2 separate regions of the Homo sapiens genome follow, and region 2 is linked to region 1. Evidence: chromatin loops called from intact Hi-C (ENCODE). Cell type or tissue: mammary epithelial cell. All regions are shown on one strand. Links, peaks and the distances in the headings refer to the core of each region. The heading gives the core; the rest is flanking DNA.

Region 1 (8,342 bases), core at 258-8,257:
CAGAGGCAAAGACGGATTCTTACTTAGAGTCTTCAAAGGGAGTGTGGCCCTGCTGACCCGCTGATGTGGGGCTTCTGACCTCCAGAACTGTGAGAGAATAAATGTCTGTTGCTTTAATCCACCGAGTTTGTGGTCATTCGCTGTAGCAGCCCTAAGAAACAAATACAGCTGGGTCCAGGTGACTTTGGAACAACCTAGATTTAGTGAGGGAAACAAGCCGAAATGCAAATTGGTGATGATCATGAGCTGTCCTTTTTTTGAATTGTGTACTGCAGGGAAATTCTCTTTAGGAAGGGATAATCACCAGCTTCAGGGACTGGAATGTTCAGGCCAGCCTGTGCTGTCCATTTCCAGCCAAAGACATTTCTGCTGAGAATCCTGAAAACATTCTGCATTTTTCCACAAGGAATAAAGTGGAAATATTCAATGTGTGATGAGACAATGGACAGAGTCAGCTCATACCTGGCCCCAAATAAATGGGCAGATGATGCAGCTGTCAGTGACTGACCAGTGAACCCACCCACACTGATGCCCACAGCCTTCCTCACTCCCCTCTATGGAAGTCAAGGGGGTCATTAGCCAAAGACTCAAAGCTAAGGAAAGATACCTGCTTGTCAAGAGACCAACATAATTGTATATTTCCACTAACTCTATTGATTCTTGCAATTATATCTATGAAACGGATCTCTTTTTAAGGGAAAAATATATCCAGGTCATCTTCAAGATCCTTTTAAGCCTTTGGAATTTTAAAGAAGTCCTCAGTAAAGAGTCATGAGAGACAGTTGAATCCACTGATGTTGAGAGAAATGATATTCACTCATTTGCTCTCTTATAACTCCTGGGGAAAAATAGCAGCAGACAGAGCAGTGACAGTCAGAGAGGGGTGACTTTTTTGGAGCAAAGGCGTTAGACGAGATGACACATGCTGACAGGTTCAGCAAATAGTGGATGCTCTGCCAATCAGCAGGTAATTTCTGTGTGTTTGCAAAGTGGGAAAGATTGTGAGTCACGCAGTATTTCAAAGCAGGTCACGATGACCCTGTGTGTGATCTTCTAATGTGAAGGTCAAGAGAAAGGAGAAGGTGGATAAAGGAAGAAAAGGGAAAAGCAAGGAGACCCATGTACAGGCAAATCAACCACATCAAGGCAAGTTGCCACCTATTTCCTGACAATACCCAGGGAACCTTCCTAATTACCTGTTTTATTGACATCTGAGGCTCACAGGTAACCAGCACTTCATTAACTCATAAATCTTTTTTTAACTTGTGAAAGTCACTTCTTCCCTGACTCCATCAAGGTTTTATTTTCTTCCCTTACTGGGTAATTTACTCAATTTATTTCCAGTAAAGAAAGGGTTGCCGGGAAAAGGTCAGTGAGGAAAGCCAGAGGAAGAAGCCACACGCAGTATTCTGGATCCCAACATACCCTGAAAAGGATTTCATTGTTTCACTGACAAGAATTCCAAAGCACTGAAAATAGTCACATTCAAATAGAAAAAAAATTAATTCTGAAGCCAAATGGATTCAAAGGATTTTTGTCATTATTTTTCATTTGCTTTTCTCCACTGAGGGGGCGGAGAGAGAGAGAGAGAGAAAGAGAGACAGACAGACAGACAGGCACTGAACTGAGATCGATTCCAATGAAACACACAGGTAAATAATTTGAATGCCTTTTTAAAATACATAAATGCTTAATTTCTGTACTTTTCATCAAAGAGCTTTTCTGGGGAAAGGATACATTTTTAGCACTAGAAATTAAGTAGCACTCACACAGGATGCACACATTTGGTCAATCCATAACCCTTCAAAGAGAACTGTGCAATTCTAATTGACAGAGTAATTTTAAAGTAAATAACTTGGTGAATATAAACCCAACATATTTTTCCTGGTTTGGGGAAGAAAAAAGCTGTACAATGTACGTAAATATGCTAAGATTTAAAATAAAATAAAATAAAACCTCTTATCATTCTTGTCCAAGAATGTCACGTCAGCCATTAAGGTTGTGACAATGGCAAGTGTTGAACACACATGAGCACACATAATCACACTGAGAATCTGCTGACTGATTATTGCTGACATTGCCTAGTTCAATCTGATTCATCATTTGCACAGGAACCAAGAGACATTAAAAGGGCAGGAGGTTACACTAGGGGGAGAGAAACAAAGCCTTAAACTAAGTTGGGATAAGGATCCTTTTCTAACAATTGCCCAATTCTTGGGATCCACTCTGTCCCGAGGCAGGCAGTAGAGACTTAGTTACTCGTATTCCACATCTGGAGATCTGGAGGCTTCTCCCAAGATGGAAGAGATGAGTGGTGAGAGAATATGAGATTATTAGAAGAAGCTTGGCTGGGCACAGAAGCAAGCTAAGTGGAGTCAATAGAGTGGAAGGGTCTATTTAAACATATACACCCCCCTCCCCCCCGCCAAAAACACACACTCTTTGCTGCCTCACATTTATCACCTTAAGAAATTTTTGAACACCTGGTCTGTATACAAATACATAACAAGAAAGGAAAAAAATATAGATGATCTCTTATCAAAAGTACATATTATTTTGCTAAAGAGAAGCTACACCTTAATCCTGATATTCAGGAAATTATGTTGCCACATTAAATAAATGGTGAGGGGTAAACCATTTGTAAAAAAAAATCAAAGCACACACACAAATCATTCCAGACACCATTTCCCATTTTCTGACTTATTACTATACACAATGCAGCTTTTAGCTCCTGCATTCTTATATCCTTTTGAATGTTCACCAGACTATTAATTTAAAAAGCCAGGTGCTTCGTCTGCTCCTCTAATCGCTGTGACCTGTTTTTGTGATTCGAAAAAGGCAAAAAGACTAACTCTGGCTTGGGTGGGAATCATTTTTGGAATAGTGGTTGGTGGTTGTTCACATCTGGATTAGGTATAAAATGATAAAATTATGATGATGAACATCAGAGAGCCTCATCTGCATATAAATAGACCTAATCAGAAATGCAAATTGCAATCAGGAGAAATTTTTAAAGGCTGTGATAGCTGTGTGATTGTGCAGATAAGGAAAGGTCAACATTTGTATTGTTAAGGCAGTTAAATGGCTCCCAGCCTGCCCAGAGCCTTCCTTTGAAAGAGACATATGGAAGGTACAAATTATCTCTCAATCTGCACCCTGGTTGGGAAGGAGTCCCTGGATAGCTTCATATTCCATAACTAGAGCCGTGAGCTGGCCATACATCAGCCCGATTCCAATGAAAGGCAACCCAACCTCTTGTACAAACCACTAATGAATACACAGAATAGAAAGTATACTTGCATTTAAATGCTCTCCAAACAGACCTCTTTCCGCACAATTTTCCACTGAGACGGAAATTAAGGGATGGAGAGTAAGATATAGCGCTGATGTAACATTTTCTGATACATTTCAATGCTAGTCTGAGTGAATACAGCAATATGATATACATATGTTTTCACTGAATACTAGAGAAAGTATGTAATTAAAAAGAAAACACTAGCATTTAGACAGATTACTTAATCCACAATTCCATTCGTAGTCTTATCGTGCAAAGTACAAAAAATGAGTATCTCAGAAAAAGCTGAGTGCTAAAAATAGGCAATTGTTCCAACATGGTCTTATTATTCCTTGGGGTATGTTATCTTTCAGGAACATCCTCTTCTCTGTCCCCCCCAGCCCCCCTTGCTTTTTCAAAGAAAATATATTTCACAATCAGGCTTTGTCAGGTTTGGAGAGAAATTGCTTGCAAACTATTTATTATCCCTCTAACCAGACGCTTTCACAAAGAACTAATGAGTCAAGAGCGCCATCTTGTGTCTTACCTTGGAATCTTAAAGAGTGTTTTCACAGGATGCATGTCAAAGAGGGGAGGGTCTCCATCCCCCAGTTCAATAGCTGTGATCCCCAAGGACCAGACGTCACAGCGAGCGTCATAGGAAGAGTCATACTGCTGCTCACAGGCAATGACCTATTGGACAAAAGCAGGACATGACACATCAACCCTACTGCCACATCAGATGTCCTAAAAAGGCCCTGGGCTGATCTTAGCCCCGTTCTCAGTTTTCTTGGCCACGATGATATTGAATTCCAGTAATAAGATGTGTGCATTCTAGGCCTTATTTGTGTATAACCAATTTATTATCTTATACGTTCATTAGCTTTTACAAATGTGTCAGTTTTGTTTTTAAAAAGCATGCATTGAACCGTCTAAGTAACAAGAACAGTGCAAGGGGAGGAAGCGGATGTATACCACACCATCCCAACCCTGCTATTCTTTAAGGAAAGGCTTTGTCTACATCCTTCACCTCATTACCAGCTACTGAATTCAATAACAAGCAACAATTGTTCTCAAAGATGCTTGTGTACTTTGAGATGCATGAAATTCCCGCGAGTATAACCAACTAAGCAGAGAGATGTTGGAAGACCCACATGGTTAACATAAAGTAGAAATGACCCCACTCCACCCTTCCCTTTTTCTAAGAGCATCTTTCCCCTCCTCAAACTCCAACAATGGTATGCATCACAGAAACAACTGCCATTCCAGTTACTTGGCCTGACTAGGTACAAGAGCAGCAGAACCAGAAAATGACCCTGGGCTTGTCATTGGGTTGAGGAGTCTGTAACCCTGTGGAGGAATGTTTTTATCAACTTTTTGAGTCAGGCAAGAACATCTCCTACACTCAGACTCTGATGACTATCACAATGGCGATAGGAGAAGTCAGGAGTGAGCCAGAGGATGTGGAGGACCAGGAACTCCTATTTGACCTAAAATCTGCCACCAGGATGACCCATGGCCATGGCCAGGTGGGAGACTTCAATGTCTGATGATCCAAAACATCAGGGAGGGGCAACACCTATAATGGTGAGCACAGGAAGACCAGAGTAATAGAGACACCCTCTTAGGCCATCATAATGTCTTTAGTTTTTTTCATTCCAAATGAAATGAGACTACTGACTGTGGTGAGCAGAGGAGTGACAGATCTAGCTTATGTTTTAGCAAGATCACTCTGGCTACTGTGCAGAGGATAGATTATGAGGAGAAGAAACAAAACCAGTTAAATATGTTACTGCAGGGATCCAGATGAGAGATTGTGAGATGGCGAGAAATAATCAGATTCTAGGTATAATTTTGAATGTACAGCCAACTGGATTTGTTGAACAGGGCTTAGAAGAAAGGAGAGCTAAGGAACACTCCAAAGTTTTTGACATGAGCAACCACCAGAATAGAATTGGTATTTACTAAGATGAGGAAGACAGTAGGAGGGGCAGGTTTGGGGTGAAGAGTGGACCTCCATTTAGGATATATTAAGCCTCAGATGCCTGGGACACTTCGAAATGGAGAAGAGTATTTTAGCCTGGTGAGACTCATACTGGACTTCTGATCTAGAGAATCGTAAGATAACTGCTATGGTCTGAACATGCCTCCCAAAATTCATGTGTTAGAAATTTAATCCCCAGTGCAACCAATGGAAGGTGGATCCTTTTGGGAGGTGGTTAGGTCATGAGAATTCTGCCCTTGTGAATGGATTAATGCTACCATGAAAAGGGCTTGCAGGACTGGGTTTGCTCCCTTCTGCCTTCTGCCATGTGAGGACATAGTATGAAGGCCCACACCAGATGCCAGCACTTTGACCTTAGGCTTCCCAGCCTCTAGAACTGTGAGAAAATAAATTTCTGTTCTTTATAAATTACCCAGTCTCAGATAATCTGTTATAGCAGCATGAAACAGATTAAGACTAAGAAACAGGTGTTTTTTTTTTGTTTTGTTTTGTTTTTTTTTTTTTTTTTGAGACGGAGTCTCACTCTGTCGCCCAGGCTGGAGTGCAGTGGCGGGATCTCGGCTCACTGCAAGCTCCGCCTCCTGGGTTCACGCCATTCTCCTGCCTCAGCCTCCCAAGTAGCTGGGACTACAGGCGCCCGCCACTACGCCCGGCTAATTTTTTGTATTTTTAGTAGAGACGGGGTTTCACCGTTATAGCCGGGATGGTCTCGATCTCCTGACCTCGTGATCCACCCGCCTCGGCCTCCCAAAGTGCTGGGATTACAGGCGTGAGCCACCGCGCCCGGCCAGAAACAGGTGTTTTAAGCCACTAAGTTTGTGGTATTGTTATGGCAGTGATAGAAAACTAGTATTCCTGCTCTCTTCCAGAAACAGTGCATTGGACCTGTAAGGCCTGGCAAAATGTGCCAACTGTGCAAAATGTGCTCTAAACTCTGTGCTCTTGTTCTCATAATTGCCCTGTACTCTTCTCTTCTGAGCTGAAGAACATTTTCTATATATCCACATCCTTGGCCTGGCCCCAGCCCCATCTTCTGAATAGAATATCCTGTCATACTTTTAACACGTTATTTTCAAATGTACATTCAAACTGAAGTTCAAACAATTCCAGTTTCAGAACCAAAGGCCATTTCATTGCCCCCAAAGACCTCCCTTTCCTCACCCCAATCAGGTGAGAACCTACATTATTTTTAAAGATCCCTAGAGAAGGCTATTCAACACCTTCCCTTTCAGAAATGACACTTTCGAAAGTGTAAGACAAACATAATTTTAGACCTATCAATCAACAAATAGTTCACTGTTATTCATGACACTGTGATAGGGCCTGTGAGGGAGAGAGAAATAAGACTCTGTCCTTCCCCAATAGGAGCTATGGCCAATCAAAATATAAGGTGAACCTATCATAATTAAATGACAAACCATGACAACTATAAATGCCCTAAGACAATGTGTACTAACACGTCCAATAAAGGATATGGGCTCTAAATGCTTAAGATTTTAGAAGGAGACCACTGCTGGCTAAGCAAGACAATAAAAAGTATCTAGTACCCATAGTCTAGAACTTTTGCGGAGAAATTCAAATCAGCTTCTAGCCAACTTGGATGGGACACAAAAGGCAATTCTAAGAACATATCTAAATGTGAAAATGGAGATATTCTAACATTTCTCAAGCGTTGTCCTAAAATATTCAAAACTTGTATCTGGTTTCAACTTCTCTTTACAGACAAACATTATCTTCAGCTCATTCTGATGAATAGAAAATCATATCTTGGCCTAATTCTTCTCTTCAGTGCATCATGTAACAAAGAAATTATTTAAGTTCAGCCTTCCAAGGAAGTTTATTGAAAATTATGCTAATAAAATAATTCACAAATAATTATTGAGTACTCATTAGTCTGGCATGATAGTAGGCCCTGGGAAGAGAAAGTCAAATACACACTGAACTTAATCTTCATAATAATTTGGCAAAGTAGGTGCTATTATCACTTATGCAGGTGTGGAAACTGAGGATAGCATGGTTAAACAGCTTACCTGGCATCACATAGCTAGTAATTGTCAGGGCCAGAATTTGAACCCAGGCAGGGAGAAGGATAACTAAATGAATCATTGCCATATAAGTGCTATCTATAATAAAAGTTACAGTTGGTTAAAATTGTTAAAATTATCAGCTTCTGCACTCATATTTTGACTACGCTCAGGTGTTCTGAGGTTTTGTCATTTCAACTCCATCTTCTTTGGGGGTCTCTCATTCAGGATTGCTCCTTACCAGGAGGAAACAGCCCTTTCTGCAGGTTACACATACGATGAGAGTTAAAGAAGCACTCTTAAGAGGATGCAGGGCAACTGAAGGTCAACATCCTGGAATGGGATTCCCTATCAATCCAATACCAAAGTCTGAAGCTATTTCTTTAAGAGAAAACACTACTATCATTCTCTTTAGCTCAACATTCTCCTTGTCTCTAGGTTAAATAGAGCTGAGTTAAGGATGCTTGGATGGTCGAATGGTCTTTCTTCCCTTGTCCCCAGGAGAAGGTGACCTCAAAAAGAACTCTCTGAATCAGTTGTTAGGATGCTCCATTAAGAAAGGAGACTGACGAAGGCAAGTAAGTGCACGTCTTTGGGACCAGGTTTTCCAGGTTCTGTAAGTCACATTAAAGGAGTGGAGAGAAATGAGACGGTGTTGACAAAGGTCCAGGATCCCAAATGCACACCCTTTCACATCTGAAAACAAATCACTTATATTCTCAGGACCTCTCTCTATCTATAAAGTGGTAAGGTGGAAATAAATAACCTATACGATCCCTTCTAGCTCTAATATTCTACGACTTTGCGACTTCCAAGTAAGTGATCTTTGGGTAGTATCTCAAACTGAGAGGCTAACACTGCCATACAAATTAGCTAGAGTGAACAGTACATTATTCTGAGGTGTGAACAGGATGGCTGGAACTTTGAGGGGATTTTGTTGCCAATGTTTTGTAGAAGGTCTTAAGGTCTATGAAAATATGCTGGTTGCTGTAATAATGCCTCTGTTAAGGAAGATGAGCTTCAGCGACAGAGCAATTGT
Region 2 (8,342 bases), core at 100-8,099, 130 kb before region 1:
GTTTGGTGCCCAGAATTCTTACTGTTTAAGTTTGTCGGCTTGTCATTTCTATCCCTGGTCAGCAGAGATTTAGTGGATGAAGATGAAACTGACAGCTGGGATTCCTAAAACTCCTGATAGCCTCCATGTCCTTTTATAAAGCAAGATAGAATCCTTTAACCTGATTTGGAGAACAAACAAGTAGAACTAAAGGAGTTCTAAGAAACGTATTCATTTCAGGTATTGCTTATTAAACCAGGAATTGCAAATTCCAAAAGAAGACTATCTTCCCCCAGCCAGGGACTGAGCAGTTTTTACAAAAGGATGCATAAAATGTTAAACTCTGTATGGGATTGGGGGCCAGCCAACATGAGGTGAATTAGGGGAAGCACTAGACACATAAAGCATTCCATCAAAAAAAGAAGCTAGTTTCCTAGTCAAAAGAGTTTGGAAAACATTGGTGATTCTCTAAACCAAGTAAGTTTGGAGTTTTGTAATGCACACAAGCCTATTAAAGGTTCTTACAAGAGCTAGGGTTAAAAAAAAGTTTAATTCTATTTGAGCCCACGTTTCCAAGCTTACTTAGCCACAGAGACCTTTTTGTTTGTTTGTTTGGGCCCCACAAATGATATCCTTGGAAGTTCTGTTGTAAGCAATTAGTCGCATGATTTTAGAATGGACACCAGAGTCCTCAACTCAGTGGACTGAGGGGACACTGTAAGAACTCTTAATAATTGCCACATCTCAGACACTCTGGAGGGCTATTGTTTCTGCAAAAGACAGTGTTTCAACCTGGGGAGATATTTTCCTGAGCTCAGTTCTTTCCAGAGTCCTTTATTCTAGAAAACAAGTAGCAAGGACTAGATTTAGATACACTACTTTTCCCCAAATCATAAGTAATTCTTTCTTTCATTCATTCCTGGATTTTTTAATCTTTTTTAAAAAATTAGGATTTAGATATGCTTTCTCTGTGCTAACAGACAAAACAACAGAATAACAATTTATTTATACCATGAGATATATGCAAGAGACTCTGGAAATAAGGCCATGATGGGTGGTTTTGAATATGATAGAAAAGTCCACCAGAAGATAAAGGAAGCAAATTTCAGCCTTGAAGGAAATCAATCCACTATCTAATTTGAAATTCTAGTACCTTCCATCATGCTTTCTTGGCTGAAGATTAATTCTCAGAATCTATTAGTGTCACCACATTAAACACAGGTTGTTGCAGCCATTTGCAGCAATCTCCCAGTCTGGCTTCTGCCAAAAACAGGCAAAAACGGGACATTTCTTAGCAAGAAACAAGGTCGGGCTCTCAAGCTGGTGGTGTCTGTGCACTCTCTGCTCCAAGACAATAATGCTGTCGTGACACAGCTACTCTGTGCCTGTAAACTGCCATTTCATAACCAAAAAACCGGATGCCTGCAAGGGGGAGCTATTTGTCAAGAGCCTCTGACTGTTGTTTACCAATGAATAAAACACTTGATATAGAGCAGCTGAAAAGGCAAAAACTAAAAATACTAGTAAACTGGGTAAGAAAAGCATGAGGGTGAGCAATGTATTCCATACATTGGGGCAAAACTAGATCAAAACTCAGGATTTATGACTCTTCTCATTTCTTTATAAATATTCTGTCTTTTATACTTCCTGCTATTTTCTTGCAGGCCTGCTACTTGAATTGTTATGTGTTCCCATTGCTACAGAAGATCTAAACATTTTGGATCTGAGCAAGCATTTCCCTGCCGTGTGATTCACTGTGCTGCCCTGTGGTTGCTATCATCGTCAAACAGAAGGCTGACTGACAAAGAGGCCTCTAAATCAAGGGGAGAAAATCCTCCAGAGGATACACTAATTATAGGTTAAATATCAGAGCACACAGTATTCTGCCTTGGAAGAAAATTTCCATTCTGCAAGACAAGACTATGACAAACAGGCATTTTCTCAAAATGACTAATGCCTCAAAAGAAGGCAGAATGAGAAACTTGATGCTGTGTATGGTATTTCTGTGAAACATCACCCCCCTGTTTGGTGGAATATTTAACTGCATTTCAGTTTTCCTGAAGTCTGAATATCACATTTGATGCTGTTGCAAAGTCTCACTGGTGAGAACTGAAATTGCATGCTAACTTCACATTTGGGGTGGGGAAGTGGGGTCCTCCCCTGAAACAGGTAAATGAGAACTGGGAGTGCATTACTCAGTTAGGCAGGTCTATGGTTATCAATCAGAGGAGAATAGTCAGTATTTGCTAAAAGACAAAAATCCCCAAGAAGGTAGGATGGAGAGCTTTTGAACAGGAAGCTGAGTCTCCCTTTGAAATGAGTAACGGGAATAGAGTCTGTGTAAAAAGCAAGAGACCACATGGCTACTGGACGACAGGGCAGCTGCCATCTTGCCAGAGATCCTGGGGCAAGGTTGGAAAGATAAACAAGTGAGCCTGATCTTTAGACAAAGCTGTCAGCACCAAAGGTCCACAGTAAGCTCAAGTGAAGGTAGGACGGAAATGGAAAGGGAAGAACATTGCATTTCCTGAAGCCTGACACTGGGCAGGAAACTTGGGGATAAAGAACATCTACTTTTCTCACCCAGAGAAGACTCAAAGAAAGTAAAGAAGGTGACAAAAGAAAACATATAGGGTGGTGGTTTGAAGCCAAAATATCACATCTCTGAGCAAATGGGACAGAATCTACCTCTAGAGTTAAGACGTGTGCACCAGTGTGGCTGGAGAAAGTCCCTATGCAAAAACAAGGCCCAGGATCAGAGACCCCCAGTAAGGCAGAGAGCTGCAATATGTAACCCTGTAATGCCCCAGGGTTGCAGCCTCAGTGAAACCTGTCAACCAGGAACCTCTTTACCCTCTATCTCTAAGCCCTTGGTCAATATGAAATAGTTTGAAAAGCCCAGACTAACTGACTATGTTCTTAGGGAAGGAGATGTGGTAACAAAAATTCTAGATCCTCAAGCCCTGCTTGTCTGGGGACAAGTGGAGAGCCACAGTGAGGAGGAACAGAGGAAAGGAGACTATACTATAGACAAAAGGCAGAATCAGTCTGGGAGGAGGAAAAAGAGAGAGAGATGTAAAAGTGCTAAACAAATGACATGAAGTTAGAAGGGCCAAGTGAACCAGGCCAGAGCCAAGTAGCAGGTCAAGATGGGGCACAGATTCAAGGTAAAGAGAGGTATCTCCAAGAAAAAGTCACTGAAGGCATACTGACCGAGTTGGCTGTTTTATTCTTGTTCTTGGCACCTCCTTCTTATGTTTAAGCTACGCTTTCAAACTGTCCTACGGCATTTGACAAAGAATGGGGATAAGGTTGCCCTCTGCTGGACACAGTGGCAGCCAAGAAGATGTCAATTTTGTGTCCGAGAATTAAGGCAGTCTTAAGGATTGTTAACTGGTGGCCCCAAGTCATCACCTTCTCCCTCCTCCTGGCTTTCTTTTTTCTTTGGTTGAGTTTTTATAAAAAGCACCTTGCAATTAACCAGATATTTCTCCAGGCAACTCCACCCATGTGACACAGTCAGGGCACAGATAAACACAGCCCCAGCAACTAGCTTATCAGATTGTTAGTCTATGTTCAAATGCCACCCTTTAGTTCAAAGGGCTGGAGAAGGTGTGGTCCCTGGGAGATCACACCTTAAATGGTTAGAAAGGTTATTGTGGGGAATAAATGAGTTAATTCATGTCTAGTATTTGGTATATAGCGAACAATTGATAAATGTCAGCTCCCTGGGCCAGACACTGTACTAGTTGCTGGGTATACAGTCAGTCAGTCCATTGGAGGAAGATAGCTGTGGTACACCTATTGATAATTAGCAGTATGAGTGCTACATAAGTGTCTTACTCCATTTTGCACTGCTCTATCAGATGACCTAAGACTGGGTAATTTATAAAGAACAGAAATGTACTTTCTCACAGTTCTGACGGCTGAGAATTCCAAGATCAAGCCTCCAGCAGGTTCAGTTGTCTGGTGAGGGCTGCTCTCTACTTCCAAGATGGCTCCTTCAGAGGAGAGGAATGCTGTGTCTTCACACAGTGGAAGGCCAAAAGGCAAGAAGAGACTAACTGCCTCTCCTTCAAGCCTGTTTATCCAGTACTTAATCCTTAATCCCATTCACCACGGAGAGGCTCTCATGACCTAACGACCTCTTAAAGAACCCACCTCTTAATACTATCACAAAGCCAGCACCTGAATTTTGGAGGAGACACATTCAAACCACAGCAACAAGGAAATGTTAATGTGCAATGGCTCCCTCAGTTAGATTTTAATAATACTGTGCTCATTAGTTAGCTACTTTCTCTCAGTTGATTCCTACCACTGAGGACAAATTTCTGTTTGATAGTAGATGCCCTGATCAGAACTTTCAAAGTTCTGAGGGGAAGGGAATTTCTGGGGTCTGGCAATTCAGCAAAAGCAAAGAGCTTTGGCATTTTCAAGTTCATGCCTTTGGGTAATTTTTTTAATGTCTGGCTCATTTCTTTGATTCGAAAATCAATTTCCATTTTGACAAACAGTCATGGTCTGCTTCTTAGTCCAGGCTTAAATGCCCAGGGACACATGAATTGTATTTCTTCCCATGATCCTACTTGCCACCCTTCCCTGAATTAAATCCACAATTCTCATTTGTATGCATTCTTCTCCCTACAAGGAGAAGGAATAGAGAGTACCCAGCCATCCTCTAACAGAAATGAACAATCTGTTCCACAGTGCATGATCATTACATGCTCAGGACTATACCAGAACTGGGGTTGGGGCTAAGAGAGTGCAAATCAAACAGAAGACATTATATTCATCCACAAGAAACTTATCAGCTTCTGGGGTAATACCAAACTTACACATATGAAAGATTTAGAGAATCAGATGAGATTGATTTCATTGATTCATTCAAAAACTTACTAGGTATTTACTGTGAATGGTGCCACAGCAAATGCCTAGGGAAAACAATGCCTGGAATGAGACATTTGCTTTCATGGGATTTAGAAAGAAGTATTAGAATAGACATGGACATAAATAATAATAATTTAAGGCTGAAAAGTATAAGCACTAGAATAGCGCAGACGAAGTAAATAATTCTAACTAGGAGCAAGAGTTTCACATGAGAGATGATCCTTGGGTCTTAAAGAACAAAAGGGGTATTGACAGAAAATGCAGGCAAGAGGCATTCCAAGCGGAGGGTACAGTAGCCTTTTGAGGAAGTTCATTGGTATAAAATGCAAGGCTCATCTAGGGATATGAGTAGAACAGAACAATGCAGTTATAATAGAGATGGGGTGAGAGTCTGGCTGGAACATCTTTTCAGAACCCAGAAGGTCTTGCTGGTAAGTTTGGGCTTTCTTAGCCACATTAAACTGAGGTTCATGAACAAGGATATAACACAATTAGATATTTGCTTTAGAAAATAAAGTGGCACCACATTAGAGAGTAGATTAGAGGGAAGGAGTGAATTCATTTAGGAAGAATACAGTCTGAATTAATGAAATAGAAAGGGAAAGATGATGATTGTAGCCCTGGAACTTGAAGACAAGTCAAGAGTGTTGAAAGAAAAGAGAAGAGGTCACCAATGGAATCTTAGGCAAACTTAAATTTAATAGATGGGCCTGTAGCTAAATGTTTGTGAACATAAAAATCTTTTATCTTCACTACCCAACTAAAATCTCTCTCAAAGGACCCTAAAGGCCTTTAAGTTGCCGATTCTGTGTTCCCTTTTTAGTTCTCATTGTATTCAACCTCTCTGTTCAAGAGGTCACTAATGACCATCATTACCCTGGTTTCTTGAAACATTCTGTTTCATTGCCTGTAGTGATGCTACATCTCTTAGTTATTCTTTTACTTTTCTGACTACTCTCGCTCATTTATTTTCATTACCAGGTGGAATAAGATGACAAGGGCAGAGGAGATAGGGTATGCAAAGACAAGGAGAAGCGAAAATAGAACTGATAGCTTTTATGTGCACAGGCTTAGAACTTGCTCCTGAACAACTACTGCCTTTGCCTAGTAGCTCAAATTTATAAATTAAGTAATATAGAGGGAATTTGCCTACTACGGAGAAGGCCGTCCCTATTCTTGGAGACCCACAATCCCAAACAAGTCTGTAGATTCTGCTCAAAATGAGTGGTTGCAACTATAATGTGCATAGCTGGCATTAAGTAAAAATTTTAAATGCAAGAAAATCAGCAAAAACTACTCAATAAAATTTTCAACTGATTATTGCTAATAATTCTTATAATAGGTTTAATGAGATATAGTTCACATACTATACAGTTCATCCATTAAAAATGTACAATTCAATTATTTTTAATATATTCACACAGTTGTGCAACCATTACCACAATCAATTTCAGAACATTTTCATCACCCCAAAAAGAAACCCCGTATCCATTAGCATTCACACCCTATACTCCCTCAACCTCCTCAGTCCCAGGCAACCACTAATCTACTTTCTGTCCCTGTAGATTTGTCTAATCTGGACATTTCATATAATATGTATGGTCTTTTGTGACTAGCTTCTTTCATTTTGCATGTTTTCAAGGTTCATTCATATCACAGCATATATTAATATTTCATTCATTTTTATTGTTAAATAATGTTTCATTATATGGACATACCACATTTTGTTGATCCGTCTATCAGTTGATAGACACTTAGGTTGTTTCTACTTTTGTTTTTTTGTTTTTTTTTTTGAGAAGGAGTTTCACTCTCGTTGCCCAGGCTGGAGTGCAATGGTGCGATCTCGGCTCACCGCAACCTCTGCCTCCCAGGTTCAAGTGATTCTCCTGCCTCAGCCTCCGGAGTAGCTGGGATTACAGGCGCTCCCCACCGCACCTGGCTACTTTTGTATTTTTAGTAGAGACGGAGTTTCTCCATGTTGGTCAGCCTGGTCTCGAACTCCCGACCTCAGGTGATCCACCCACCTTGGCCTCCCAAAGTGCTGGGATTACAGGCGTGAGCCACTGCGCCCAGCTGGTTGTTTCTACTTTTAAGCTATTATGAATTATTGCTACTACGAACATTTCTGTACAAGCTTTTATGTGGACACATGTTTTCATTTCCCCTGGATTGCTGGTTATGGTAACTTTATGTTTGTCTTCTTGAGGAACTACCAGACTGTTTTCCAAAATCATAGCATCATTTTATATTCCTACCAACGTATGCAAATTTTAAAATATTCCATCTTGTTCCAGAAATAACTTAAGACACCTTAAAACAATAGGTGCTTAAATAAATAAAGGTATATGTGATAAGGAAAGATAAAAAACAATTATAAACCAAACAGAAAAATGAAGCAAAGGGGAAATAAGGGAAGAAAGATACCCTGGAATCTAATAGGAATTAGAATACCAAATAAAAGACTTTGTTAGCGGTGTCCACAAATGGGGCTCTGGGCTTTCTGTCAGACAATGTGAAAGATAAAATGTAGTCAGTTATATACATATATATAAAATATAATATATAATACACATATAAATATATAATATATAAAATATATATATATAATATATATTATTTATTTTTATTTTTATTTTTTTTGAGATGGAGTCTCTCTCTGTTGCCCAGGCTGGAGTGCAAGGCGTGATCTTGGCTCACTGCAACCTCCGCCTCCCAGGTTCAAGGGATTCTCCTGCCTCAGCTTCCTGAGTAGCTGAGATTATAGGTGACTGCCACAATGCCCAGCTAATTTTTGTATTTTTAGTAGAGACAGGAATTCTGTTCTATATTTCTTAAAATCCATGATATAAAAACAGACTAGGCCAGGCCCAGTGTCTCACACCTGTCTGTGATCCCAGCACTTTGGGAGGCTGAGCCAGGAATATTGCTTGAGCCCAGGAGTTAGAGACAAGCCTGAGCCACACAGGGAGACCCTGTCTCTACCAAAAATATTGTTTTTAAATCAGGGGGCCGTGGTGGTGCATACCTATGGTCCCAGCCACTTGGGAGGCTGAGGTGGGAGGACTGCTTGAGCCCAGGAGGTTGAGGCTGCAGTGAGCCATGATTGTACCACTGCACTCCAGCCTGGGCCACAGGGTGAGACCTTGTCTTAAAACATTTTTTTAAAGATAAAAATAAAAATAAATAAATAAAACAGACCAGCAATTTGGAGAACTGTGATGTAATGACAGGTAACAAGACTAAAGATATAGCTTTCCAGGGTTTTCATAGAAATGGCTCCATGCAGCCAGGTGCGGTGGCTCACACTTGTAATCCCAGCACTTTGGGAGGCTGAGGTGGGTGGATCACCTGAGGTCAGGAGTTCGAGACCAGCCTGGCCAACATGGTGAAACCCCATCTCTACTAAAAATACAAAATTAGCCAGGTGTGGTGATGGATGCCTGTAATCCCAGCTACTCAGGAGGCTGAGGCAGGAG

What was found. Hi-C counts contacts between places; a loop is a spot of excess contacts. Peaks named below come from ENCODE experiments on the same cell type or tissue, not always from the same donor. Only the 100,000 strongest peaks of a DNase experiment are listed, where the experiment ranks them.
Region 2: a loop joins it to region 1, with 9 times the contacts of the local background. A loop is called at or near these places in 18 of 110 quality-filtered maps.

The regions. Positions count from the first base shown.
Region 1 is chr2:170,231,616-170,239,957 of GRCh38, reverse strand. MYO3B (myosin IIIB) reads right to left here. Exons shown (of 35, transcript NM_138995.5): 7 at 3,822-3,967. Among named protein-coding and RNA genes, the nearest start is that of MYO3B, 58 kb to the right of the region's middle. RefSeq lists a silencer at 1,945-2,239. In mammary epithelial cell, for the core only: a CTCF peak has its summit at 3,819 (motif pointing left); no DNase peak of the experiment used is centred there.
Region 2 is chr2:170,356,470-170,364,811 of GRCh38, reverse strand. All of the region lies in intron 8 of MYO3B (myosin IIIB), which reads right to left. Among named protein-coding and RNA genes, the nearest start is that of MYO3B-AS1, 9.7 kb to the right of the region's middle. RefSeq lists an enhancer at 1,619-1,913. In mammary epithelial cell, for the core only: a CTCF peak has its summit at 3,303 (motif pointing left); no DNase peak of the experiment used is centred there; H3K27me3 peaks cover 551 bases.